Regions from separate parts of the Mus musculus genome. Here region 2 is linked to region 1. Evidence: chromatin loops called from intact Hi-C (ENCODE). Cell type or tissue: left cerebral cortex. All regions are shown on one strand.

What was found. Hi-C counts contacts between places; a loop is a spot of excess contacts. Peaks named below come from ENCODE experiments on the same cell type or tissue, not always from the same donor. Only the 100,000 strongest peaks of a DNase experiment are listed, where the experiment ranks them.
Region 2: it touches region 1 in a loop (2.1-fold over the local background); 1 of 42 quality-filtered maps calls a loop at or near these places.

What each region holds. Positions count from the first base shown.
Region 1 is chr2:29,962,847-29,970,846 of GRCm38, reverse strand. Sptan1 (spectrin alpha, non-erythrocytic 1) reads right to left here and starts at 5,287. Exons shown (of 57, transcript NM_001177667.1): 1 at 5,062-5,287. In left cerebral cortex, CTCF peaks have their summits at 4,782 and 5,464; DNase peaks (open chromatin) are centred at 5,323, 6,315, 6,958, 7,255 and 4 more places; H3K4me3 peaks cover 5,675 bases; H3K27ac peaks cover 4,035 bases.
Region 2 is chr2:30,115,788-30,123,787 of GRCm38, reverse strand. The region is part of intron 1 of Zer1 (zyg-11 related, cell cycle regulator); the gene reads left to right. Among named protein-coding and RNA genes, the nearest start is that of Zer1, 4.8 kb to the left of the region's middle. In left cerebral cortex, CTCF peaks have their summits at 3,826 and 4,038; DNase peaks (open chromatin) are centred at 444, 809, 3,249, 3,980 and 1 more place; H3K4me3 peaks cover 1,240 bases; H3K27ac peaks cover 4,658 bases.

The DNA of each region.
Region 1 (8,000 bases):
TCCTCATTCTTAACACAAATTTATTTGTACACATTATCAACTGAGCTAGATTCTCTAAACAGAGACTTAAATGAGTATCTTTGTTTGCCAGGCCAGCCAAATGCCAAGAAACAGCTGCTTGAGGCCCTTCTTGGTACTTGGCGAACTGTAAGGTGCCTTCACTAATCTAGAAGCAGTTACATGCCACTATGTATCTACAGTAGGAACATGGAGACACAGCGGTTAGGAATCACACTGTGCTAAGAAACAGACTATGGATAAAAACATTTTCTAACCAAAGGTCAAATGCTTTGGACTCCACAAATCTGGCACCTGTAAGTGAGTGGTTTAGGACAGCCTCACACACATTTCCTAGGCACTTCAAGAAAGAAAAAGTCATGTGACGATGCAAGTCTTTGCTTTTGCTTGTGTTTAAAACCACTGAAACATGCCGAATATCGTGGAGGAAGGAGGGCTTGGCATCGGTTTGCTCCATGGAAAAATTTCGTTGTAATCACCCAAGGCAAAAGCTCACAATCAGTTTGGGTTTTGTTGCTTAGTCAGGGCCCAAATGTGCAGAACGGACAATACCTTTTCTCTGTGGCTTATGAGGCCAGCGTTTTTTGAATCTCAGATTTGCAAAGCAAGAGGACTAACATCCACAGATTTAAAATGGCTTGCCTGGGAACACACTATCAAAGAACTGGTTAGCACCTACAAAGCTGTGTACTAGCTGATTCTCAGATCAAACAAACCAACTGGCAACCAGCTGAGATACAGGTTTTAGTAGCAGATAGGAGAGCAAGCAGAGCAGTAGACAGTATATAAACAAGGCTTTTGGCACCATGAATGAAAACAGTCAATCCTTTTGCTTCAACTACATTCCATCAAGATCTTGGCTCTACACGTCAGCCTTCAAGTTGATTAATTCAGTTCCACTTGTTAGTGCAATTCTGCAGAGGTGAGCACGACTTAAGCATCAAGAAAGCAAGAGATCCATACTGCATTGCATCAAACCCCAGAAATGCAGAGCAATGCTGGGCAACTTACTTCTTATGCTCCCCACATACTATCTTGCTGGTACTTACCTTTCAACCTGCAAAATTCAGATGAAAAGGGTTTATAAGTGCAATATCTTAAGATTCAAGACAACAAAAGGTTATAAACCTTATATAATTAACTGGTCTCGTTTATAAAAGGGGCCTGCCTTGGATTTATGAGCTATAATCATTAGAAAAACCTTAAATTTCTACATCCCACTTTAAAAGTATCAGGACAATTTTAAGCAGTTGTTTTCTTTCTTTCTTTCTTCCTTTCTTTCTTTCTTTTTTTTTTTTTTGAAAAAGGCTCAATGTTAGCAAACATTGAAACACTACACATAAAACATACAAGAATGTTGTTTTGTGTGTGGGGGTATGTGTGTTCTGTTTTTCAAGACAGGGTTTTTTGTGTATCCCTGGCTGTCCTGGAACTCAGACCAGGCTCCTTCAGAGATGCTGGTCTCTGCCTCTCAAGATCAGAGGTGTGCAGCACCACACCCTACCAGAGTTTTGGTTTTAAAGAAAGATACTGAGTTCCATTTCATTCTCAGGGATTATGGTAGAGCTAAGTCAATGGGAAAGGAGATAAACCCAGGTGACAGCACTTGTCCAACTGGAAAACACCATTCACACTATATGTTTTCGGGTAATTTTTCTGAATATCTAAAGTAACTTACTCCCTTGGTTCTTAGGAACCAAGCAGCCATCAATTACAAATCAGCAAACATCACATGCAAACACCAGGATGGCAATAAGAGACCAATATACTCATGCCTTAAGGAGAAACAGAAAGGTAGAAAACAGTAAACATACAACACTTCTGATCATGTGGCCAGCAATCCCAACCAGACTGTCACCAACCTTTCTACTTAACAGAAAGGTCGTGTAGGCAGGGCTTCCCCTTCTGGGGATCATTCAACCTCTTGGACACCAATGTGTCTTCACTGCAAGCCAGGCAAAAACCCAAAAGGCAACACATTTTCTGCATGCTGGTCAAATACCTGAGCTCTGCGCTTACGAAACGATGACAACATGTTGAAGGAATGTGGACTCTAAAGAGGAAGGGGAAGAGCAAGACAACACACTTCTAAGGGCAACTGGGATAGAATCACTTTAAAGTGAAGAGAACAAATCTGTGAAAACACATGAAAACAGGTAAAAATCAAACGGCACTGCCCCAGCATCAGAATCCCACCAGAAATCTGAGCTGTAATCAGGGAGCCCAGGCTTCTGGGAATGGACAATCACCATCACCTAAATGTGCTGCCTTGGCCAATTCATGCTCTCTCTCAGACCCCAGTTTGCCCAAGAATTAATTTTTTTTTTTTCCGAGACAGGGTTTCTCTGTGTAGCCCTGGCTGTCCTGGAACTCACTCTGTAGACCAGGCTGACCTCGAAATCAGAAATACCCCTGCCTCTGCCTCCTGAGTGCTGGGATTAAAGGTGTGCGCCATTACGCCTGGCTCCAAGAATTAATTTTTAATACTGAATGTTCTTTTAAAAATAAATATGCCTCTTCTCATCTACATTCTGATGAAATAGGGATCTTGGGGGCTTTAGGCATTTGCATTGTCAAAGTAATTAAGTAAAAAGATAATTTCATGAAAGCCTAAGTGTAGTAAGGAATTCAAACAACAAAGATTGACCTTGGGGCTAGTTTGCTGGTGCAGTACCTTTACAAAATACAATTATTTCCTACTCAAAACAAGTGTAAGCAGCATGTGTAAGAGATGTGAAAGGTGCCACTCGCTGCACGGCTGTTCCAGCCAGATGGCTCTCTGGCCAGCTCTGCGGACCTCTGCATTCCTGGAATAAGCATTAGCCATCAGATCATGGCATTCCCCTGTAAGGCCACAGCTGACGAGCTGCAGCAGACCAAGAGGCATAGACTGGAGTTCTCCAATAGGCAGTGGGCACTGGTAACAAAGGCAGGCTGCCCTCAGAGCCTCTGTCCTTAGTGCACATTCCACAGACCAGACTCGGGTAGCTATTCCTAAGAGCCATTTCTCAGTATCTGTAGAGGCCCCACCTTTGAGATGAAAGCAGAGAAGAAAAAAATAATAGAAAATTATAATCCAGGGAACTAAAAGATACACTTAATATGACTCTCCCTGCTTAAACCTGTTCATTAGATTACTTGACATCAGATTTCTCCAAGTATTAGATTACTACAAAGCATACAGCCAAGGCTAAAGGCACTACCAGAGAATAAGCCGGCTGCAGCAGCTCCTGCCTGCCATAGGTCCAGCTACTTTGGAAGCTAAGGGTGGAGAAATAAGCTTGAGTCCAGGATCTGAGACATATAACAAGGCCTCCTTTCTTTTAAGAGGGGTAAAAGTCCAGGGTGGTGGCAGCCAGGCTTGTTGGCAGGAGCAATGAGTTCAAGACCAGCTATACCCAACTACATAGATTCAGGATGAGCTACGGGTCAAGATCTTGTCTCAAAAGTAGGGAATAGAATTGCATATCTATATGTCTCCAGGCCTTGGGTTTATCATAAGAACTGTTTCACATTTGTCTGGTATAGGGCAAACTTTGAAATCCATCCTTTTTATCTAGGTCCCTGGATAACAGTCAACACACTTTGAGGGTCCCTTTGAGGAATTAATGACCCAGTTACTAAAAAAGGCTTATTGTTAATTTCCTGCAGGGGATCTACTGCAGCACATTTTTTTTTTCCAACTTTGACTTCAATTTGACCTTTAAAATCTAAGACATTTAGTATGAGTGGGAACCTTGGCTCAATGGCTTCATGCAACTCACTGTTGCTAGTGCTATTCTTAAGCTCTTGTTTCCTGGCTACAAGACACCCCCACCCTGCCATCTTTGATACATTCTGTTTTACTTAAGTCCAATTGCTATGACAACGCAATTTCTGAACACATTATTAAAATACTTCATATGGTTGGTTTCTCTTGTATTCCTTGACAGTCATAATAATTAGCTTTTTGAAAATACCAAGGGTAAAGAACAAACGACTTAAAATGTTTTGGGTCTCTATATAGAAAAACCTGATTATCTGAGAGGCTGAGGCAGGAAAATCCTGAGTTTGAGGCCGGCCTGAGCTATTCAGCAAATTCCAGGCCAGCTGGAGTTACACTGTAAGAGCCTGTAGAGAGAGGGACAGAGACAGAAACAGAGAGATGAAAGTCAACAAAGCCCTATGAAGTGTAGCAGTTCGAAATGATTTCACCCTTTCTGGGACATTCATTTAAAACACACCGACCCTTACTTACATAGAAGCCCTCTTGATGTGTGTGTGTGTGTGTGTGTTTGTGTGTGTGCGCGCGCGTGTGTGCATATGTGTGTGTGTAATTCTAGTACCTGAGAGGATTTTAAAATCAAATTTTTCCTGGAGAAGCATTTCATCAAATTTGCAGGGATAGCTTCAGACAAAAGACTGTTCTATCACTTCACACTGGCACAGCAGTAGAATTTGACCAAAAAAAAACCCCCAAAAAACAAAAAACCCAGAAGCCTTCGACTTAATGTCTTATATAGAAAGAAAAGAGCTGTAAGCTATTAAGTTATTTATTGGATTTGGATCTCCTCCAACCAAGCGGCACCGCATCTAACTATTATACTGGAGCAGGTCGGCACTGGAGAGAAAAGACATTTATTACCAGGAAAGAAAAAGGAGGCCTTTCTGCGGCCGGAGGGCCCGGGACCGCCACACAGGATGAAATTAAGGTCAGCGAGCCCTTCACTGCAGACAGGAGGCTCCGAGAGGTGCGAGCGCCGCAGTTGCGGGCGACGGGCGGTGCGGGGGCGCTCGCGGGTGGGTGCTGCCGAGGACCACCCCCCGCCACCTGCCGCGACGGGTGGGGCCGCGGGCGCAGGAAGGGGCCTTCGCGTACCTTCGGCGGACCGTGACACTCCAGGTCGCCGCCCGGCTCTGCCGCGCCCCGCAGCCCACGCGCCACAAAAGGCGGCGGCGGGGGCCCACGGAGCCGCCCGCGAGGCTCCGCAGCTCATCTGTCCACATCGCTCCGGTGCTCGGCCTCCCGCGGCCTTTCCCTTCCCGCCCACCGCCCTTTCTTACCGGCTCCTGGGGGTGAGGGGCGTGGGTCGCCGCGCTGAGGGCTGCTGAGGAAAAAGATGCGCCGCCGCGGCCCCTGCCTCACGCCGTTCGCTCCGCAGCGGATAGTGACGGCGGCGCGCGCGCACTGTGGCTTTTATAAGCGGCCGCGCGCGCCCCCGCGGCGGCCGAGCGCGAGCGTGAGGGAAGTGCCCCGGTTGGCGACGCGAGAGGCGGGACTCGCTGCTCCACTGCAGTACGGAGAGGACCGAGCGCGTCCGGAAGGAGCCGAAGCTGCGGGGCGGGGTGGTGGGGGTTGGGGTAAAGGACGGGAACGCGCTTGCGAGGGGTGCGGGGCGCGGCACAGAGCGGAGCAGCCGCCGCAGCCGCCCGCCGCGGCGTGGGACCCGAGCAATCCTGCCCCGCCCAGTCCGCCCTGCAGAGAATCTGTGCCGCACCCCTCCGCCCTGGGAGCCCTTCCGAGACTGCGGCGAAGGGCAGGGCGGGGCCCGCCGCCGCAGTCAGGCTGGGGATGTTGCTGCCCTGGCCGGAAAGACGCCCTGTCCCTTTCGGATGATCTCACTGGAATGTTGGCTCCCTCTTTGCACTTTTTCTGGGGGAGGCTTGGCTCTGGAAGACCCAAGTCTGCCTGTTCTGGTGGGGGATGGGGCCAAAAAAAAAAAAAAAAGATGATATAAGGATCCGTGTTTGAGGAGGTGGTAGGGAAAAAAATCCCGGTTAGGGAAAAAAAAAAAAAAAAAAAAGACTGATTTGTGGCGTAAGACTTTATTTCAGGATATGGAGAATTCTTCAGCAATCTTCCTGTTGCCAGTAGACAGAGTGTATTCGTCCCAGTTGATAAACGACATTACTATTTCTTTCCCCAGTATTAATTGAACTTTGCTGTTTAGCTGACACCGCACGTGCTTTGGGCTTTTAATCTCTGCTCTTATTTTACAAGGTAGATGTTGCCTTTCCCATTTTACAAATTAGCATCCTGATGACATAGAAGGTAGCTCTCTCCCCAGGTCAAGCACGAAGCAGCAATCAGAGAACCTAAGATTTGAACACAAGCGTTAAGCAAGTGGGTGCTAGACTTCTGAGAAAAGGAAAACACAATTTCTGTAATTTTTTTCTTATACACAACCCTTTTCAGGGCCTGGCTCTGAACTAAACTCTGTAGCCAGGCTCCCCTACTGCAAAAGCTCTTTCCCTTCCTCCATTTTGGGTGACAGCTGTGTGGCAACCATTGGAGTAGCACCCAGCTCATTCCTGTGTAGTCAGGCAGCTCTGCCAGGCATCAGCCTCCTGGTTACCAAGCCACCCTCCTATTTAAATAATTATAAAGAACTGGGCATTGCTCCAGAACTGGGATGAGGCCCAGTCCCAAGCTTCCTGGTCCTCTGCACTTTGGTTTCTGCTGAGCCTAGGATCTGCAAGGTGACTTCTAAGCTACTCTGACTGTAGGCATGATGGTGAAAGAACATTCCTAGTCATTTTCCTTGGAGAGGAGAGATTTAAAAAATAAAAAAAATAAAATAAAAAGGGAGTGGCCACAGCTCAGCGGCAGCTTCACAGACTCCTGAGATCCAAAAGGCAGGTGCTTGGAGGACAGCATTTAATGCCATCTTCTTTACAGAGAAAACTGGTTGAGGAGCTACTTCCTGGACTGGGCTTTTTTTCCTTTTCTTTTTTGTTTTTCCAGACAGGATTTCCCTTTGTAGTTTTGGCTGTCGTGAAACTTGCTCTGTAGACCAGGCAGGCCTCAAACACAGAGATCCCCCTGCCTCTTTCTCCTGAGTGGTGGGATGAAAGGCATGCAGAAATGCTGTGCATTTCTGAAAACAGCTGATGGTGACCATAGTAACCACCTCTTCAGTCAGCTGCAGCAAATTTAAAACTCAGATGTTCAGCACTGGGTACAAAATGGCTAGTATAACTTAACTCTCCACAATGTCTAAGACCTGATACTTCGGTGGCAAGGGCTCTCTGGGCTGGGCTCCATACTGAAAATAGGGGTTCTACTGTTTCTCCCAAATGCCAAACAAATCCAAGACCTAAAGGGAGCTCTCTTCTGACTGGGAAACTAAAATCCTGCTGGTTGGTCCATTTTCTGATCGGAAGAATGGTCAGGATAACGGCACCCACAGGCACCCACCCTGTTCTCATCTGGCAGGAGAAATGAGCCATCAAAAAGCCATTGCTCATGGTTTCTATTGTTGCTCCCCTCCCTCCCACCAATTTCAGCGCATGCCTCACACTATTATGTGTGGGCATGGGGAAGGGATATTGCAGATAATAACCTTGTTTTTAATGAGAACTTCACAGGGACAAAATAAAGCAAGCACAGCCCAGTGTGACAGCGCGGTTCCGCTCCACGTTCTTGGCCACACCTCTACTGGCCTCCTTACAAGCAGAGAATCCAAGAGAATTCTAAGCTTCTCTTGATTACTGCAGCCCCTAGACTTAAAACTCTAGCTAGCCCTGGTCCCCTGTTCTAAAGGTCAGTTGTTGGTTGGGGAAATATGCTAATTGTTACCTGTCCACTTCTCTACCGCTATCCTGCACTCTCTCTACAAAGTCAAGTGCTTGTATTATTTTTTCCTCCCTGTAAAGCTGATTGGGAAGGATCATGCCCAGAAAATTACTTTCCCCAGAGCTGCAGGAGCAGAGCTGGCAAGCCAGTCACACAACTCTTCCAAACATAGTGACTATGTAAAACCTGAGGGCATTATGCTAAGTGAAACGAGCCAGACAGAAGGACCAATATTAAATGATTCTGCATACCTTACAATCTGCAACTGCTGGGTCTCAGAGATAACAGTACTGGATGGGGGAAAGGGGGAAAGGACCAGTTTCCATTTTGGAGGAGAAAGTTCCGGCAGTCTGGGTTGGGCACTTCTGAACACATTCTACCATGTAGACTATTTCCTAAAACATTTACTACATTTATTCATGTGTGT
Region 2 (8,000 bases), 150 kb before region 1:
AGTCAAAGCTTCCCCGGGTTTGCTTGTGCCTTGTGTGTATGACAGAGACGGGAGGGGGAGCAGAGGGTTGGGGGTAGTGGTGCCTAATGCCTGGGAAAAGCTAACTCAATGATGTTTCTGACAGAATGGTTCTCTACAGGCTTCAAGTTAGAGTGACCGGTGGAGATAGCATTGAAAGGGGGGTCACAGAAGCTATGCTTTGACCAAGAGGTTCTTGTTAGGTATGAAGGGTCGATGTGCTTTGCCTTATTCAGTAAATAAACGTACAACATGTTTGATAGTAATAGGTGTCACGAAGCAGAGACTGGGACCTCTGTATAGAATGGTCAGGGAAGGTCTCTAATGAGGTTTCTGTCTGAGCAGAGATGAGTGAGGTAGAAAGTCATTACAGCTTTCTGGGGGCTCAGCATTCAGCAGCAGGCGCAAAGATCCTGTGGTGGCAAGAGAACCCGCTTGGGTCTGAATGAAGGAGGCAGAGTGGGTGGCAAGGAAATCAAGTGAGAAGAAATAACCGCAGGGAACATATTAGGGACTGGCTTGTGATGCAGGGTTGATTTGTAATTTTTGAAATGTTGGAGAAGAATCAATTGTCTGAGGTGACAAATGACCAATGTACTTCAGCCCTGTGTTTTAAGTGCCCTCTTGCTGTCTGTACTGAACATCCATGGCAGAAATTAAAAGAGATTTCTGCGGGAAAGTCATGTCACATTACTGTTTCCTCGTAGTTAGAATGTGAGCAGGTGACCTTCTGCCTCGGTCTTTCCATCTGTAGAATAGGACTGCTAAGCTACAGGGTGCATGTGTGGCAGTGTGGTACATGACAGGAGGGATCCACCCACGACACAGTCCTGCAGCCCTTCTTTCTAGCATCAGCTGGAGGCATCACCAGCTCTGTCTGACTCCCCTGGCTCATAGGATTTGTAGGAATACTGGGGGAAGCTAAGTAGAACTTTATGACACCATTCACTGGTAAAAGTAATGGTCTGTTCTTCGGGGTATCTGTGACCTTGGCCTTGATTGTTTGTTGTGTTTGTTTAGACAAGTTCTCACTCTGTAGTGAGACTGGCAACGGCCTGTGGAATCCAGACTGAGCTTGAACTCAGCAGTTCTCCTCAGCATCCCAAAGGCTAGGACTGCAAACAGGAGCCACCAACTCCAGCTGGTGGCCATACATACATACATACATACATACATACATTTATTTATTCATTTATTTATTTAGAGGCAGTTTCATGTAGACAAGGCTGGCTTCAATCTTGCTATGTGGTCTTGAATTCATAGAGCTTGATCTGCAACTGCCTCCTGATACAGTTCCATCAGATTATATGTGTGTACCACCATGCCTGACCCAAAAAGGACTTTTAAAATCAAGCCCTGAATATCCCCATTCTGTAACATAATATAAGCAAAACGATGTCTTCCAGACAGATTGGAAAAGAACTGTGTTGGACCTATCTGTGGCACTGAGTGTGTGATCGAACTTCAGGTAGAGGCTGTGAATTCTGAAGGCCCCTGGCACAGGCTGAAAATCTGCAGCCTTTGAGGAGAACAACTCCAGATCTTCTCAGCCCTTGAACCTGACTACATCATCAGGCCTGTGCTATTGGCTGAGCAGGGCCAGAGGATTTGAAAATGCAAGGCCAAGGGTCAGAGGCTATGGCTGAGTGATAGAACACTTGCCTAGGGTCCATAAACCCCTGGGGCCCACCCCATGCACCACAAAATTAAGTAACATGTAAATGTGTAAAGTCAGTGATTAGAAGACAGGAGCCTCAACGGCAGAGAAAGCTTCTCTGACCAGAACCCCAGACTAGCACTGTGGTGAGCCAGGGCCTAGCACAGTTCTGCTGCCAGCTTATTGTATATAGTTACGTGAATCTGTTGCTCCTTCTGAACCTCGGTTTTCCCTGCTTTACGCAGAGAATGGTGTCCTCCTGCCCCTGCTGACCCTGGAGAGAGCGGTAGGATGAAACCAGACACTGGTCAGAGAAGAGTTTATCCTTCACTCATGCTCGCAGTGGTGAAGAACACTTGCTGTTACCGTTCATGCCACTGGGTTCGTACAGGGGCATCTAGGGCCCACATGCTCAGGGCCCACTTTGCCTCCAGGTGTTCGTTTGTGTTTAACAGTTACTTAGGGAAGTACCACAGCACATTTGTGGAGGCCCGAGGACAATTTATAAGAGTTGTTCTCTTTCCACCATGAGGGGCCCGAGGCTGAATGCAGGCTTTCAGTCTCGGCAGCACTAACCACTGAAGCATCTTACGGTCTTGCCTTTGGTGGGTGTGTTTCGTTAGCCTCACTGCTGCAGTTCTTGATTCCAGGAATGTGAGCTCAGAAACCACTATGGAGTCAGCTCTTTGGGGACCAACATCAAACCTGGTTCATTCACTAGAGCTGGGTTTCTGGCTTCAGAAGTGAGCAAAGTCCTGGGGATATGGCTCAGACTGTAAGCATGCTTGCAAACACGAGGACCCAAGTTCAATCCCCGGCACCCATATACAGAAGCCATCTGCTGACATGCACTGGTAATCCCAGAGATGGAGAGACAAACGGGAGGATCCCAGCTAGCCCAACATGTGCTCTTTAATATACAATGGAGGTCCTGTGACTTGTGCACGGTCCCTACTTTTAGGAAGCTTCTAGCCCTGGTCCATGGTGCCCATAGAATCATTACCAGAAAACCAGATCATCTGTGGTCAGTGCTCAAGGATGCTTGGAGTTGTAAGGAGGTTCTGATGGCAGAGAAGAGAAAATGAGGCTTGCCCAAGTCGCTGTAGGCGGCACCTCCGAGAACAGACCTGGAAAGCTGGAAAGCCCAGGTCTGACCTACTGAGTGGAGAGCGCATATCTATGTACTGTGCAGACTGCTTGGCACACAGCCTCAGATGCCACACCTGCAGGCTGTAGATCGATCCCTGCCTCCTGGGAGGATGAAGGGAGCCAGTGGGTATCCAGGGCTGAGCAGTGTAGGCACTAGGAAGTTTGACTACACAAGCAGAACCCAAGCAGCCTGCCCCAGTGTTCTGTCCTTCCTCAGTGTGTGTGCATTGTTACTTTGTCAGGAGAGATACCAGCAGCATGCTGGGCATGTGCAGTCTTCCCCCATTCTGTGTCTTCCTAGCAGTGACCTGCAGGCATCGACTCTGTAGATGTCTTTCTCTAACCTCACTTGCACCTCTGTCCCCGAGAGTCCCCTGACACTTGTCTGGACTATCGACACAGCAGCGTTCTGTCCCTAATCTCCAGCCTGGGACCTATTCCTTCCTGGAAGACATTCAACCTCTATAAAGAGGGTTCCCAGAGCTCATGGGTTAACATTTCACAGGATGGGCACTGCTCCAAGGTTTGGATCCTCTGGCTCCCCAGAGTCTCTCTTCCTAGGTGTCAAGATGTTGCTGTGGTCCCTTGCTTCCTCCTCTGAACATTGGTTACTCTCTTATTCATTTATCATTTTATTTTTATTTTGTGGTTTTTTTTGAGACAGGGTTTCTTTGTGTAACAGCCCTGGATGCCCTGAAACCCTCTGTAGACCAGGTTGGCCTCAGACTCAGAGGGACCCACCTGCCTCTGCCTCCCAAGCACTCAGACTAAAGGTGTGCATCACCATGCTCAGCTAACTCTCTCTCTAGCTGGTTGACTGGATGAATGAAGCAGTGTGGTTGGTGAGCACTTTAGATGTACAGAGGTGTCATCTCAGGCTCCTTTTGTGGGACTTAGGGTTCTCCGTGTCGTCTTCAGCAAGTGACTAGCCGTCTCTACCTCAGAGTGCCATCGTGAGGTGATACTGGCAACAGCAAACCTTTGTTCCGCCTAAATGCCAGGCACTAGTAGGCACAGAGGATGTGGGGGTGGGTGCAAGCCGCCAGTCTGTCCTCTGGAGCTGGCAGCTGGGGGGAGGGTCATAGACAAATTGTTATGCAAATGAATGGGTCTCTATTGGTACAGAGTACTGGGCTGTGATGTTTGGCTGGTTTAAATAAGAAACTGTAGGAAGTAAATTCTGGAAGGAGCTGGGTATCCCTCAGGAAGCACAGAGGATGGAGGTGGTACAGCACAGCGGGGGTGGCTGCCTGGGCTGCTGTTGTTTTTCTCCATCTTTTCTTCCACTGCCCTTCCCCCAGCATGTCTTAACGAGCCTGTAAGAAAAGAGACATGGGGTTCTTCTCTGGTTGTCTAGCAATTTCAGAGTCCAAACTGTCTCCAGTTGCCAGAATTCCAGATGGCTGGAACCTGCCTTGAGAGTGGAAACCCTTAAAGGCTCCAAGGGGTGGAGTGGTAGGGTGTCGTGAGCCTCTAGGCTTTGGTTCCAATGAGGGCAGCTCCTTCCTCCCCAGCTCACCCAGATCCCCCATAGCCCTGACCCCTTCAAAGCTGTAGGGTCGGCTCCTGGAGGAGGTGAACACAGGTGACACCATTCACCAGTCTGTTCTCTGGAGGCCTTTGGTGACTTGGGCAACTGATATTATGGTGTCCCTTCCATGTGTGCAGCCCAGCTAGCGCAGGGTAGCTACCTGGGGCCAGGGCTCAGCCCTGCAGAAAAGGCAGTTCTTTCCCAGCCAGGCACAAGGTTCTACCTTGGCCCATAGGGATTCAGCAGTATTCTGGGGACAGTGAACTCACGCTCAGCCTCATGAGAATCGCATCCTGCCAGTCCACTGTGACTCCTGCCATGGTGTTTGTTGTTGAAACTTCCCTTTCCCCAAGCCCCGCGCTTAGTATTCAGTACCAACTGTGTTCATTTCCCAGGAGCCATGGATCTGGGCTCTCAGTGCCTGCATCCTCTGTACCCCAAGCTCTCAGCCATTGCATGTGTCTTCCTACCTCGAGCATTCAGAGCTAGCTAGGACTCATCTCTGTGGTCTTAGCTAAAATGTCAAACCTTCCCTGATGCTCCAGCCCAGAGTGACAGGGACCCTTCCTCTGTCCTTCAGAGCACTGTTCGTGAGATGTGACTGTATCTGGGTTCTTTTTAGGTAGCTGATTGTCTCCTTCTAGTGCCAGAATGTTTCATAGAGGCAGGACCTTGTCTGGTTTGCTCATTATAGGACCTGTGTCCTCAGTAGCTCATGGCTAGGTCCATAATTACTACAGGAACAGTCAGCTTGAAGGACTAGCCTGGTCTACAGATTGAGTTCCAAGACAACCAGGGCTACACAGAAAATCTGACTCAGGGGAGCCTCAGCAAGACCCTCCTCATGGGGTAGGGCCTCCCTAGACATTGGGATGGTAGAATGGGCTCTGTAAGAGGACTTAGTTCATGCTTTGTAGAGGCAAGATACTCACTGATTGGAACTGGACAGTCCTAGCAGATGGAGGGGTTACAAGTGTGGGGCCACAGGTGAGCAGGCCTGGGGCTCTTGCCATCCTGTGGAGGGGGTAAACTAGAGAGGGTCCAGGAACTAAGGAAGCTGGAAAGCTGGTCCCCAGCAGGGCTGGCCTCGCTATGCTGCTCCCTCTGATGTCATTAGGCTGAAGGCCAGGCTTAAGGGGTCTGCAAGTGAGGAAGGTCTTAGGGCTGTCCAAGAAGTCCATTTGTGCTATCCCCAGAGAGTGTTACATTTCCACTGGGCCGGGTGAAGCATGGGTTGTGTGGGAGGCCTGGGTCTAGGGAGAACAGACCCTACTTGACATAGAAGTGAGAGCAGTGTGGCTAAACGTGGCTGTGGCAATCCTAATAGCTGCTTTTAAAGAAAAAAAGAAGGCTGGGCGTGGTGGTGCACACCTTTAATCCCAGCACTCAGGAAGCAGAGGCAGGTGGATTTCTGAGTTGGAGGCCAGCCTGCTCTACAAAGTGAGTTCCAGGACAGCCAGAGCTATACAGAGAAACCCTGTCTCGAAAAACAAAACAAAACAAAACAAAAAACAAAAAAGAAAAAGTCAAAATACCAGGGCCTTAGAGCTGGCGCTGCAGTTAGGAGTACTTGTTTGCGACCCAGTACCACATAGTGTCTCACAAACACCCATAACTCCAGTTCCAGGGGTGCCGTGACATCTTTTGCCTTCAAGCACCAGGCAGGCATGTAGTCCATGAACATACATGCAGGCAAAATACTCACACATCTCAAATAACTTAAGTACAGCTAAGAAAAAATAACTGTTTTAAAGTACATACTATTCTTACAGAGACCTGAGTTCAGTTCCCAGCACCTGCATCAGGCAGCTTGCAGTGACCTCAAACCCCAGCTCTTGGGGTTTTGGCATTCTCTTCTGGCCTCCATGTGTGTCTGTTCTGTGAGCATGTATCTCCCCCCTACACACACGAAATGTAAGTTAGTTTTAGGGCATAATGGCCCATGCCTTTAATTCTCCTAGCTCCGTGTATTAATTATACATACACATATATGTATACATATACATATATAGATAGATGTCAGATCACCTGGAACTGGAGTTACAGACAGTTGTGAGCTGCCATGTAGATGCTGGGAATTGAATCTAAGTCCTCTGGAAGAACAGCCAGAGCCCCTCTCCCTTTTTTTTTTCTTTCCGAGACAGGGTTTCTCTGTGTAGCCCTAGCTGTCCTGGAACTCACTCTGTAGACCAGGCTGACCTTGAACTCAGAAATCCACCTGCCTCTGCCTCCAAGTGCTGTAATTAAAGGCGTGCACCACCACTGCCCGGCTCAGCCAGTGCTCTTAACCACTGAGCTGCCTCTCCAGCCCCCATTTTTATTTTATTAATATGGGGTTTTACTAAGTTGCTCAGGTTGGTCCTGAACCAGTCATCCTCCTATCTCAGCGTCCCCAGTGCAGGCAATGTTGTCTCTTGCCTCCTGTCCTGAGTAGCTTAAAGGGCTCAGGAGTGGACATAGAAGCTAAGCCCATACCCCATTTGGAACCTTCCTCTAAGGCTGTGGTTCTCAACCTCCCTAGTGCTGTGACCCTTAAATATAGTTCCTCTTGTGGTAACCCCCAATCTTAAAATAATTTTCATTGCTACTTTATAACTGTAATTTTGCTTCTATGATGAATTATAATATAAATATCTATGCTTTCCAATGGTCTTATAACCTGTGAAGGAATCATTCCACCCTCCCAAAGGGGTCAAGACGCACAGGTTGAGAAGTGCTGTTGTAAGGACGGAGCCAGACACCAGTTTGTACAGTGTAGCCTTGAGTCTCTGAGCTCGCACATCCTTATCTGTCCCACGACCAGAGCTCATGCACTGTGTGCCGTGAGCAGCACTATCCCCTCAACTCCTCCAGCCCTGGAGAAGAGTTATCATCCTCATGTTTTCCAGCTGAGGACACTGTGGTCTGAAGAAGTGACATTGTTTACCAGTAAATTCTGGAATGGAGTCAGAACACAGACCTGTCTGTCTGACCTTAGCACCTGTGCTTTTGGGTAGATGTTGGGAATTCATTCCAAATCTCATGTGGTAAGCATGGGCTGTACTACATCTCAGAACACTTAAACTTGTCTCAAGTTCAGTATCACAAGGGATTGAGTTGAAGACTGGGTTGGGTACCAAAATCCACAGATGCCCAAGGTGTTTATATACATAGTACATAGTACTCACACAGAGCCAAGCTTAGGTTGATCTCTGCAAGATCAGTATGCACTCTAAACTACTGTACCATCTCCAACCTGTAGGAACTGTTTCTTGTTCACCTAAGTGCAATATGAAGATTCAGTTCTGCAGCCATTGTTGACACTATATTAACTTGCTTAGCACTGGAATGCATCCAGATCTCTTCCAAGTATGGATCCCTTTGATTGGTCCCAATGTTTTGGTTTGCTGTTTGAGACTGGTTTTCTCTGTGTAGTCCTGGCTGGCCGGAGCTTTCTGTATAGACCAAGCTGGCCTTGAACTCATAGTTAACCACCTGCCTCTGCCTCCCAAGTTCTAGGACTAAAATGTGCCACCACACCTGGCTGGCAACAACCATTTTTAATCTCTTTATAGAATTCTAGTATTCTCCACTGTGAGACAACTCACAATGGAGACAACCTGTGAGTCCACGGAGAGGAAAGACCCAAAGCCCATCTGCACCCAG